Linked DNA regions of Homo sapiens: regions 1 and 3 are each linked to region 2. The links are chromatin contacts, found by Hi-C or POLR2A ChIA-PET in ENCODE. All regions are on one chromosome and are shown on one strand. The core of a region is the stretch at or near the end of the contact, and the rest is flanking DNA. Distances in the headings are between cores, read along the strand shown.

Region 1 (2,842 bases), core at 334-2,833, 710 kb before region 2:
TCAGGATCTCTTCGATATTTCTGGGGGGCAGGGAGGCAACATGGCTCTTCAGGGCCCCCCAGCCGCCCTGCACTTCAGTCCCCTCAGGGCGCCCCATGGCCAGGCCAGAGCTGCAAGCACCAGGCCCAGCACTCCTGTGGCATCAGGCCACACGGGCACTTCAGACGCTGGCCTGTGTGCCCTCACCAGCCCTGTGTCTCTGCCGGTATGCGCCGCCTCAGGAACCCAGTCTCCTGCTCCTGCCCCCTATGTGCCAGAGGGAAGAATCTGCAGCCCCGGGTCTGATGGGAGGACAGTCCCAGCTCCAAGGGCCAGGTACCACCAAGCACCTGGCATGCTGGTCTCAGACCTGCTGTCGCTGTTACTGTCCTGCCCAGGACCTCCCGGCCAGGCAAGGCCCGGACCAGGCTCCCGGCACCACCTCCACTGCTCTCCCAGCAGCCAGGGCCCAGGCCACACCTCCTGGTCCACACCCCAAGCCTTGCTGTGGGCCAGCCACCCCAAGATGGCAGAGGGCAAAAAAGTTCCACGCTAGAGAGGGACAAGGCTGCCAGTGATGGCAGAGGGCAGGCAGAGGCAGGGAGGCAGGGCCACAGGGCTGGCAAAATTTAACAAATAAAAACGCACCCCCTACTTGGGGCATACTTAAACTCAAAAGCTATCTGGGCTTTATAGGAAATTCTCATTTAACTGTGTGTCTTGTATTGATAAGGTGGCTGGATTTCCCAGGTGAGATCTATAAACCTCAACACTAGGGCAAGGTTCCCCCAGGGAGGCCAGGGTACTTCTGGGTGGCCTTCTGGCCCAGCCCTGGGGTACAGGCCTCACCTCTTCCCATTCAGGTCCGAGAACCAGCCCAGGTTGTCAGCGATGATATGGTGGTTCTGGCAGCCGGGGCAGGTCACAATGACCACGCCTTGGTGATAGGCCAGCTTGGAGATGCGCTTGGAGGACCTAGTCCCGCAGACCTGGCTGGGACAGGGTAGCTGGTGAGGCTGTGAGGGCCGCCACGCCCCTCCCGGGAAGACCCGCCCCTCTAGGGGTAGCTCCAGCCACCTCACCCTCTCCAGAGAAGGCCCCGCCCCCGAGGGATAGCTCCACCCACCCCCAACCTCGCCCTCTCCCGGGAAGGCCCCGCCCCAGGGACGGCTCCACCCCTCCTCATGGTCCGCCTCCGCTCCCTCCCAGAAGCCCCAAGGGGTGGCTCCACTCCTTCCTGTGACTTGACCACGCCGCCTCCCGGATCCCCGGCGGGCCGCTTCTCCCCGCAGGCCGTGTAGCGTCAGATACGGGTCTGTCCCCGGTTCCGTCCCGCCGCGCGCCTACCTTGCAGGTGTAGACGAGCTGGTAGTGCGCCGCCTCCACGCGCCCCAGAGCCGCCGCGGGCCCCGGCCCCTGCTCGGAGCTTGAGCGCCGCCAGCCCCAGGCCCAGGCCCGCCGCCTCCCCGCGACCTCTGGACGGGCCCCGCGGCCCCACAGCCGCCTCAGGCAGGGCGCCCGGGGCTGCACGCGACTCAGCAACCTCGGCGCGCCGCGCAGCGCAGTCCGCAGCATCCCGCTCGCCGGCTCCGTCCGCCCTGCCCCGGCCCCGCCCCGCCGCCATCTTGGAAGTGGGCGCCGGGCGGAAGCGGCGTTCTTGGGCTTCCGTCTTCCGGGTCGGGGGCGCGCTGCGCTATGCCGCCCCCTGGCGGCCTGAGGGGGCCCTGCGTCCACGTGCAGCTCGCACCCCGAGGACACCGCGGGCCGCAGCGAGGAGGGACGGCCGCGGGGCTGCGCGCGAGTGTCCGAGCGGGAATGCGGGTCACCCGTGCTGTTTATTTACGCAGCTGTGTTTTCTAACACTAATACAATGCATGCATGTATTGTGTGTTACATGGTGAAACAGAACAGATCCTGAAGTTACACAGATGGCGTGTGCATGGGGGTGGTGAGCACCCGCATGGCCTCCGCAAAATGAGTGCCGCTTAACAAACGGCCCCAATGCCCGGCAGTCCGGCTGGGCCTTTCAGGGCACCAGATTCCTCGTTCCAGGCCAAGTCAGCGACGGCTCGGGGAAGTCTGCGCCCCAGGGCGTCGGCACCCCCGGGTGGCAGGAGGCCGGGCCGGTGGGTGTGCCCTGGTCGGGGCCTGCGCTGCTGCGGCTAGGAGCCCTCAGTGTCGGTGTTGTCGCTGCCCGTGGTGTTCTCCCGGTCCTCCTCCCCCTGCCGCCATCCTTTCTGCATCTTCCTGAGGGCGCGCTTCCTGTGAAGACAGGTGTCTCAGGCGCGACCCGGCTGCCGCTCCCCAGCCCGTTTTGGAGAAGCCTGGGGGCCGCCCGCCTACCTGCGGTAGTTCTCAAAACTCTCTTTGAGGCGCCGCCGCTCCTTCTCGGGCGGCTCCCCGCTGCTCAGGCCTGCGTCCTGGAGAAGGGGGAAGGCTCGGGCTCCGGCCGGCTCCCCTGAGGGAACCCGTCCTTCTCACCCGCCCCCCACTGGCCCCTGTAACTGCAGACTGGTTGGGAGGCGAGGAGCCCAGACAGCCTCAGCTCAGCGCCAAGCTCTCCCTGTGGGACCTGCCTGTACCCCTGGAGGTGAGCCGGTGTGGGTAGCCTGCATTTCAGATGCCAAGACACACCCAGGAGGCCAAGCCACGGCTCCAGCCTGGGGTCCGGGCCATTGTTTCTACAACAAAGCCCGAGGTGGTGCTTGCTCTCAGGACTCCTGTGTTCACCTCCTCATCCACTGTAAAGGCCCTCGGAAAACCAGGACCAGGCACATCCACGTCCAAAAAGCCCCCCAAGCTGCTGCAGTGCCCAAGAAAGGGGGATCCACTTCGCAGCCCAGACACCGCACCCCGAGCACTG
Region 2 (2,982 bases), core at 56-2,555:
GTGCCAGCCATCCCCAGGGACTACGGCCTATGTCCCTCCATGGCATCTGCCATAGTACAGCCCCACTGGGGTGCAGGAGATCCACCCACGCCCCTGCCCATCTTGGCAACAGGGCCAGGTCCTCTTGGGCCACCAGCAGCAGCCCCCGCCTGCCTAGGCCTCAGTGGGGTCAGTGGGCCCAGCCCCCCTGGCTAAGCTGTCACACTGAGAAGGGGGACCCTTTCTTTGAGAAGGAAGCACTTCTGCCTGAGCAGCCACAGACAGGAGGCTGAGGGCCCAGGTGTCCCCAGGTGCGGAAAGGGTATTGGAGATGGAGAGCCCAAGCTCAGGCTTGGTACAGGTTGGGCTCCCGGTGGGTTTTCTGAGTCACCTGCCACCCCCCGGCCCTGGTGGCCTTATGCTGTGGCAGGAGAGGGTCTGGCTTGCCTCCCTAAGCAAGCCCCTGGGCTCACCGCGACAAGCATGAAGCCCTTTCCCTCCAGACCCGCCGAGGCGCCCTCCAGGATCCGGAGTCCACGAAGAGCCGCTCCCCGGTCCCGTCCCTTGTGGGAAATGCACGGGCAGCAGCTGTGGGACTGCGGTTTCTGGCCCGGGCCCGGGAGAGCTACGAGGGTGCCCGGGGGCCGTCCGGAACTCACCTGCGTCCGCGCTGGAGCTCGGTTCCAGCGCCGCGCTCTGGGACCGCTCGGGCTCCGCGGGGCAGGGCGCCGCCTCAGCCGGGGCGCACAGCTGCTCCGGGCTGCGGGCGGCGGCGCTGGGACCGGCCAGAGGGGCGCGCACGCCCAGGGGCAGGGGCTTCCTCTCCAGGACCGTCCGCGGCTCGTCGGCCGGAGCGAACACCAGGCGCTGCGGCGGCGGCGGCGGCTGATCCCCGGGCCGGGCCGGGGCGCGCGTGGGGTCCCGGGGGCCGCCGTCGGCGCTCAGCAGGGAGGTGCGCAGGCCGGCCACGAAGCGCTCGAAGGTCAGGTAGCCGCTGGCCGGGGCCACCTGGCGCAAGCCCTCCAGCACCCCGCGGGGCAGCTCCCGCGCGTCGGTGCCCTGCCAGCGGGACTCGATCTCGCGCAGGTGCACGCAGCCGCGCCGCCGGTCGTCCAGGATGTCGAACAGGGTGCGCAGGCTCTGCAGGAAGGCGCGCGGCAGCCCCTCCGTGCTGGGCGCGGGTGCGGGGGGAGGCACGCGGCCCCGCTCGGCCATGGCGGCCCCGGCCATGGGCGCCCGGGATCGGTCCCCTCGTCCACCCGCGTGCGTCCCAGCGCGGCCCCACGGAGGGGCCGGCCCGGCGAGCTCAGCCCACGGCGACAATAGCGACTACTTTTGAATGGGGCCCTCCTCGCGGCGTCAGCCCTCATTAACATGCGCCGCGGCCATTGGCCGAGCCCGTCCCATCTGCTCTCTGATAGGCTGAGAGGAGGTTTGATTTTTTTTTTTTTTTTCTTGCCGAGTGGCCCTGGGAGGCGCGCGGAGGCCCTGGGCAGGCGGAACCGGATCCCCCAGCTCCTGCTCCACTCTGGCCTCGCAGACCTTCCTTTCTGCCCCGCCCCAGCCCCACCAAACCTCCTGCCGCGGCCAGGCGCTTTCTCGGATCCAGCTGTGGCTGGCTGCCCCGGCCACCTCTCCAAGGGGCGGGGCCTGGCACCCTACAAAAAAACCTGTCTCCAGGTAGCCTCGTGGGGTAAGAATGGGGGGGGGCACCCCCTCCAAAGATCCCACTTTTCCCCTCTAGTTCCCTGGCCGCAAGCACAGGTGACCCTGCGGCCCCCTTCTCTTCCACCAGGAGGGCCCCAAGAGGATCGTAGGCTCCAGCCAGCTGGGCGCTTCCCACTCACAGAGGCCTTTCTGTCCCCACTGCTGCTGGCTCCTCCTCTGGTCCCTCGGGACAGTCTGGCCTGGCCTGCCTGCTGCAGAACAAAGCCACTTTCTCCTGTGTCCCCAGATCCCCATCTAGTGACCAGCTCCCTCTGCCTCTTGCTCTCCTCTCCTCCTTCCCCTGGCTGGACACCTCCTCCAGCTGCTCTCCTGGCTCCCGCAGCCCTGTCCCCCTGCCTCTGCTGTGTTTCCAGCTGGGATCTGGTCACTCTGTCTTCATTTGGTCTGTCCACATGGGAGGTGAGACCAGGCCTTAGCCTGGGTTCTAGCCCTGGGAGCCCATCTCAGGGCTGGCCAGTAGTACCCTCTAGGTTCCAGGGAGGTGTTCAGGGTGCAAACACCCTCCCCAGACAGGCCCCCAATCCGAGACTTGCCTTGGCCCTCTGCGGGTCTCCCACCCTCCCTCCTGGGCAGGCCTCAGCTGGCATACCTACCTGGGTCTCTGTCCTCAGGCCTGAGCCACTGGTGCCTGTGTCTCAAGCTGTAGAGGCATCTTCCCAGGCCAGGGAGTATCCTGGGTCCACTTCTCTTCTGGGTCACTCACTCTAAGTGGGACTCCTTCATCGTAGGGAATGCTGGAAGGACATAAGAAGCTCTGAGCCTGGAGCAGCCCATCAGAGCTTGGTCCTGTAAGCCAGCTTCCCCTTTAATGGCTGGTCTGCTCAAAAACCCAGCACGAGGCCGAGGCGGGAGGATCACTTGAGCTGGGGAGTTCAAGACCAGCCTGGGCAACATAAGGCAACCCTATTTCTACAAAAAGTTTAAAAAATTAGCCAGGCGTGGTGGTGCATGCCTGTGGTCCCAGGTATTTGGGAGGCTGAGGTGGGAGGATCCCTTGAACCCAAGAGGTTGAGGCTGCAGTGAGCTGTGATTGAGCCACTGCTCTCCATCCTGGGTGACAGAGCGAGATCTTGTCTCAAAAACAAAACAAAACAAAACAAACCAGCACAACACGCAAGCCCCCGCCCCCCCATCCCCACACCTACCCTGCTTCCAGCACACCCCTCACCGCCAGTGCCAGGCCTGGGGTCCCTGCACTCCCTCACTTCCAGGCCCCTGTGCCTGGTGGCTCTTCTACCAGGAAGGCCCTTCCCCTCTGCTCCAGGCTGACCGCAC
Region 3 (3,024 bases), core at 163-2,662, 630 kb before region 2:
GAAGGGCGCTGCTGTGGGGTGGGGCTGGGAGATGGGGTGGCTGCGGGAGACCCGCTTCGTTCTTTCCGGTTAGGCATCTTAAACGCTGCTGATGGGAACGGTCTCACGAGGTTCCAGCAGCCTGAACACTACAACGAAGGCGGCGCGGGCGCTGCACCCGCCAGGCCCTCCCTACCTGCTGCGGACGTCCTTGCTGCGGATGGGCGCCAGGAGGCTGAAGGAGGATTTGGCCGAGCGAAGGGAACAGTCGTCGCAGGCCAGGGGGCTCCGCGGCCGGCCGGGGCCCAGGCTGCTGTGGGCCCGCACCAGGAGCGGCTGCGCGCGGAGCTTGTAGTCTGCAAGATCCGAGTCGACCTTGTTTGCTGTCCTCAGGGAGTCGGAGGCGATGTCCAGGCTCAGGGCAGGCGGTGGGCGCGGGGGCAGCAGGCTGGGCAGCCTGGGCGAGCTCCCCGCCACGGCGGCGTCTCTGTGCGGGAGGTTCGGGGAGCTGCTGGCCACCCCAGAGAGAGGGTTACCCCCCGAGGACGGGCTCCCTCTCTCACTGCTCAGGACCCCGCGGGACTTGGGGATTTCCTGCAAGGAGGTGCTCAGGCAGGGCGGGGAGCAGCTGTGGGCGGGGGCCCCGGGGCCCTCGCTCTGCACTGAGCCCCTGGAGGGACTGGTCCCATTCCGGGCTTCCAGGTCCTCCTGGCTGCCTCGAAAACGCCTCCTCCTCCAGCCCTTGTCGTCCAGGGACAGGGCTCGCTCCAGTCGAGGCCTGGCGGGGGGCCGCGGGGCGATGGGTGCTGCTCGGGCTGGCGGGTCCTCGCCGCTGGGCGTGGCCGGAGTGCTGCAGGCAAGCGCGGGGCTCTCGGAGCCCGGAGCATCGGGTGGGGACCCCGCGCGCTGGGCCGGCGGAGCGCCGGGAAGCTGTCCTTGGAGCGTCCTCCCTTCCGGCGGCTGCGGGGCCGGCTCGGAGGGCCGCAGATTCTCCGCCTTGGACGGCATGGACGGTCTCTCCCGGGGCAGGCCTCGGCGCGAGGCCGCAGGCAGCGCGAGGGGTCACGGGTGCCGGGTCCGGGGTCGCCGGCGCAGCGAGGAGCAGAAACGCCGCTGCGGCTCCCGCTTGGGCCGGGGATGGTCGCGGAGGGGCGGGGGCGGCTGCCGCATGGCCCGGGCCCCGAGTCCCGCCAGCCCCTCGGGGCTCCCAGACGCCGTTCCCAGGGCGGTCCGCAGGCAAGGCCTGGGGGAACAGGCGGCTGGGCGCCTGTCGCGGGGGAGGTTCGACCCCGACGGGGACGCCGCTCGGGGAGAGGGGTGGGAAGCGGGCACCCCTGGCTGGGCTCGCAGACTCCGAAGTCGACCCGGTACTCGCGGAGGCCCGGCCGCCCAGAAGCGGAGTCAGCCCGGCCGGGACCCAGCAACCGCCGCCGCGGGGCCGCGCCCGGTCCCCGCCCCGCGCCCCGGCCCCGCCCACAGCGGCCCCTGGCGGCCGGAGGACTGCGCCGCACCGGACCCGGACGGGTCTCCCACGCCCCTCCCAACCCGGCAGCCCCGCAGTCCGGCAGGTCCCAGCGAGGCAGGTGCAGGTCCCCGGAGAGGACCTGGGTGCGGTCCAGGACAGCGCCGAGGCCTGCGGACACCTGCACTCACTCGCTTCCAGCAAACCAAAGGGAACCACAGGTGAAGGTGCTTGAAGGAGCGCAAAATATTTTATTCAACAATTTGCAATGTAACAATTCTCATTTAGGAAAAATAGCCGCTCCCGCCTGGAGGAAGCTTCTTGAATCAAAAGTCGTGGCAGTCGACCCCAGAACAGCGGGCAGAGCCGACCGGAAGAGGTCCCAGGATTCACACGAGCTGACCGAGGGACAGAGAGGGCTGCCCCGTCACAGGGACTGGCCTTTCTCCAAGTGACAAGGACAAATGGATCCAGCGGGACACGCCTGTGGAACATTTTGGAAAACATCCTGGGTGGTCTGGGCTAAATGATCAAGTGAAACAGAAAGCCAGGAAGGATCTGTGCTAATTCCACATTCTACAATTTCTACACTTAAATTTAAAACACCAAACAGTTTGTATTCCTCCAGCAGAACCTACAGAAATTATCTACTGATTTTTATTAGTATTTAAATCTTTTCTTCAGTCTCTTTAGACTTGACAAGAATACGAAGAGTTTCAGAACAGTCAGAGAAGCCTTAAAGCTTTGCATCAGTGAGAGGAGGCCCGTCTCTGAGTTGAACAGGGTTGAGTCCACCAGGAGCTACTCAAAGTCTCAGTGTGGCAAAACTCGGGGCAGAAATACTAAGTTCCAGAGCTGCTGTCAAGAAACTGTGTTAAGATACTCTCCCCAAGTGCTACCAACCTCTGAACCAACGTCCCCCAGGGGAGAAAGTGGGTCATGTGGATTGTACCACGAAAAGTGCTCACGGAAAGTGCAGCCTTTTAGAGAAGTGCATCCAGCTTCCTTAACAGTGAGTCTAACCGTGCTCCTACACACGAAATGAAGCCCAAATCAAACATCACACGGTCAGTTTTCAACCTGGATGACCACCCTGAGCCATCATGTCAGACAGCCGGCTCTCTGGGGCTCCTTCCCAGTGACTGGGCCACACGGTGGGCAGTCCCCAGCGCTTTGGGTACACAAAATCACCCATGGTCCTCATCAGGCCACAGAAAGTAAAGTGAGGCTGGAAGCGTCTTTGCAACAGGAAAGAAATTCACTGCAGTAACTAAGGCCTCTCTCAAAAACCGTGAACTAATGCCGAAGGAACCCCACGGCTCCTCGGAGGCGCTGATTGAGAACACAGCGCCCTCCACTCATTCAGCCAGGTTCAAACACGGCGAGGGCCCAGATGGTGCAGAGCAGGGGTTGGGGTCTGCCTCAGTCACCCTCTCTTTGCTCCCAGCACCTTAAAGGAAGCGCGGGACTCACTGGGCAGTGACTCACAGCTGGGCTTGGAGAGGCCCTGGTTACTACCGACCATGTGGCTCTCCTGTGGCAGAGACAGCTCCGGCTTCAATGAATGAACATTCTTAAATGAC

What was found. Hi-C counts contacts between places; a loop is a spot of excess contacts on that map. ChIA-PET counts read pairs that join two places held with the same protein, here RNA polymerase II (POLR2A). Pooled maps may share reads with other maps.
Region 1: a pooled map shows a loop between it and region 2 (6-fold over the local background). The contact joins the promoter of DNLZ here to the promoter of SAPCD2 in region 2. A Hi-C loop is called at or near these places in 1 of 37 single-sample maps with no recorded cell type and 8 of 50 pooled maps. POLR2A ChIA-PET finds 5 or more read pairs at or near these places in 2 of 52 experiments (HEK293 and MCF 10A).
Region 3: a pooled map shows a loop between it and region 2 (5-fold over the local background). The contact joins the promoter of INPP5E here to the promoter of SAPCD2 in region 2. A Hi-C loop is called at or near these places in 5 of 50 pooled maps. POLR2A ChIA-PET finds 5 or more read pairs at or near these places in 2 of 52 experiments (activated B cell and activated CD4-positive, alpha-beta T cell).

What each region holds. Positions count from the first base shown.
Region 1 is chr9:136,362,161-136,365,002 of GRCh38, forward strand. DNLZ (DNL-type zinc finger) reads right to left here and starts at 1,584. Exons shown (of 3, transcript NM_001080849.3): 1 at 1,327-1,584; 2 at 829-968; 3 at 1-20. The coding sequence starts at 1,554. CARD9 (caspase recruitment domain family member 9) reads right to left here. Exons shown (of 13, transcript NM_052813.5): 12 at 2,323-2,399; 13 at 1,796-2,241. The coding sequence ends at 2,142. It overlaps LOC124902309 (a long non-coding RNA gene), which reads left to right and starts at 1,209. Exons shown (of 2, transcript XR_007061863.1): 1 at 1,209-1,292. RefSeq lists silencers at 940-1,219, 1,320-1,819, 1,850-1,949 and an enhancer at 2,161-2,842.
Region 2 is chr9:137,069,252-137,072,233 of GRCh38, forward strand. SAPCD2 (suppressor APC domain containing 2) reads right to left here and starts at 1,306. Exons shown (of 6, transcript NM_178448.4): 1 at 639-1,306. The coding sequence starts at 1,209. RefSeq lists silencers at 634-683, 734-783, 954-1,363 and an enhancer at 1,468-2,447.
Region 3 is chr9:136,438,433-136,441,456 of GRCh38, forward strand. It overlaps INPP5E (inositol polyphosphate-5-phosphatase E), which reads right to left and starts at 1,413. Exons shown (of 10, transcript NM_019892.6): 1 at 176-1,413. The coding sequence starts at 987. SEC16A (SEC16 homolog A, endoplasmic reticulum export factor) reads right to left here. Exons shown (of 32, transcript NM_014866.2): 32 at 1,673-3,024. RefSeq lists enhancers at 1-250, 192-301, 251-885, 886-1,519 and silencers at 592-1,081, 1,142-1,321, 1,372-1,571.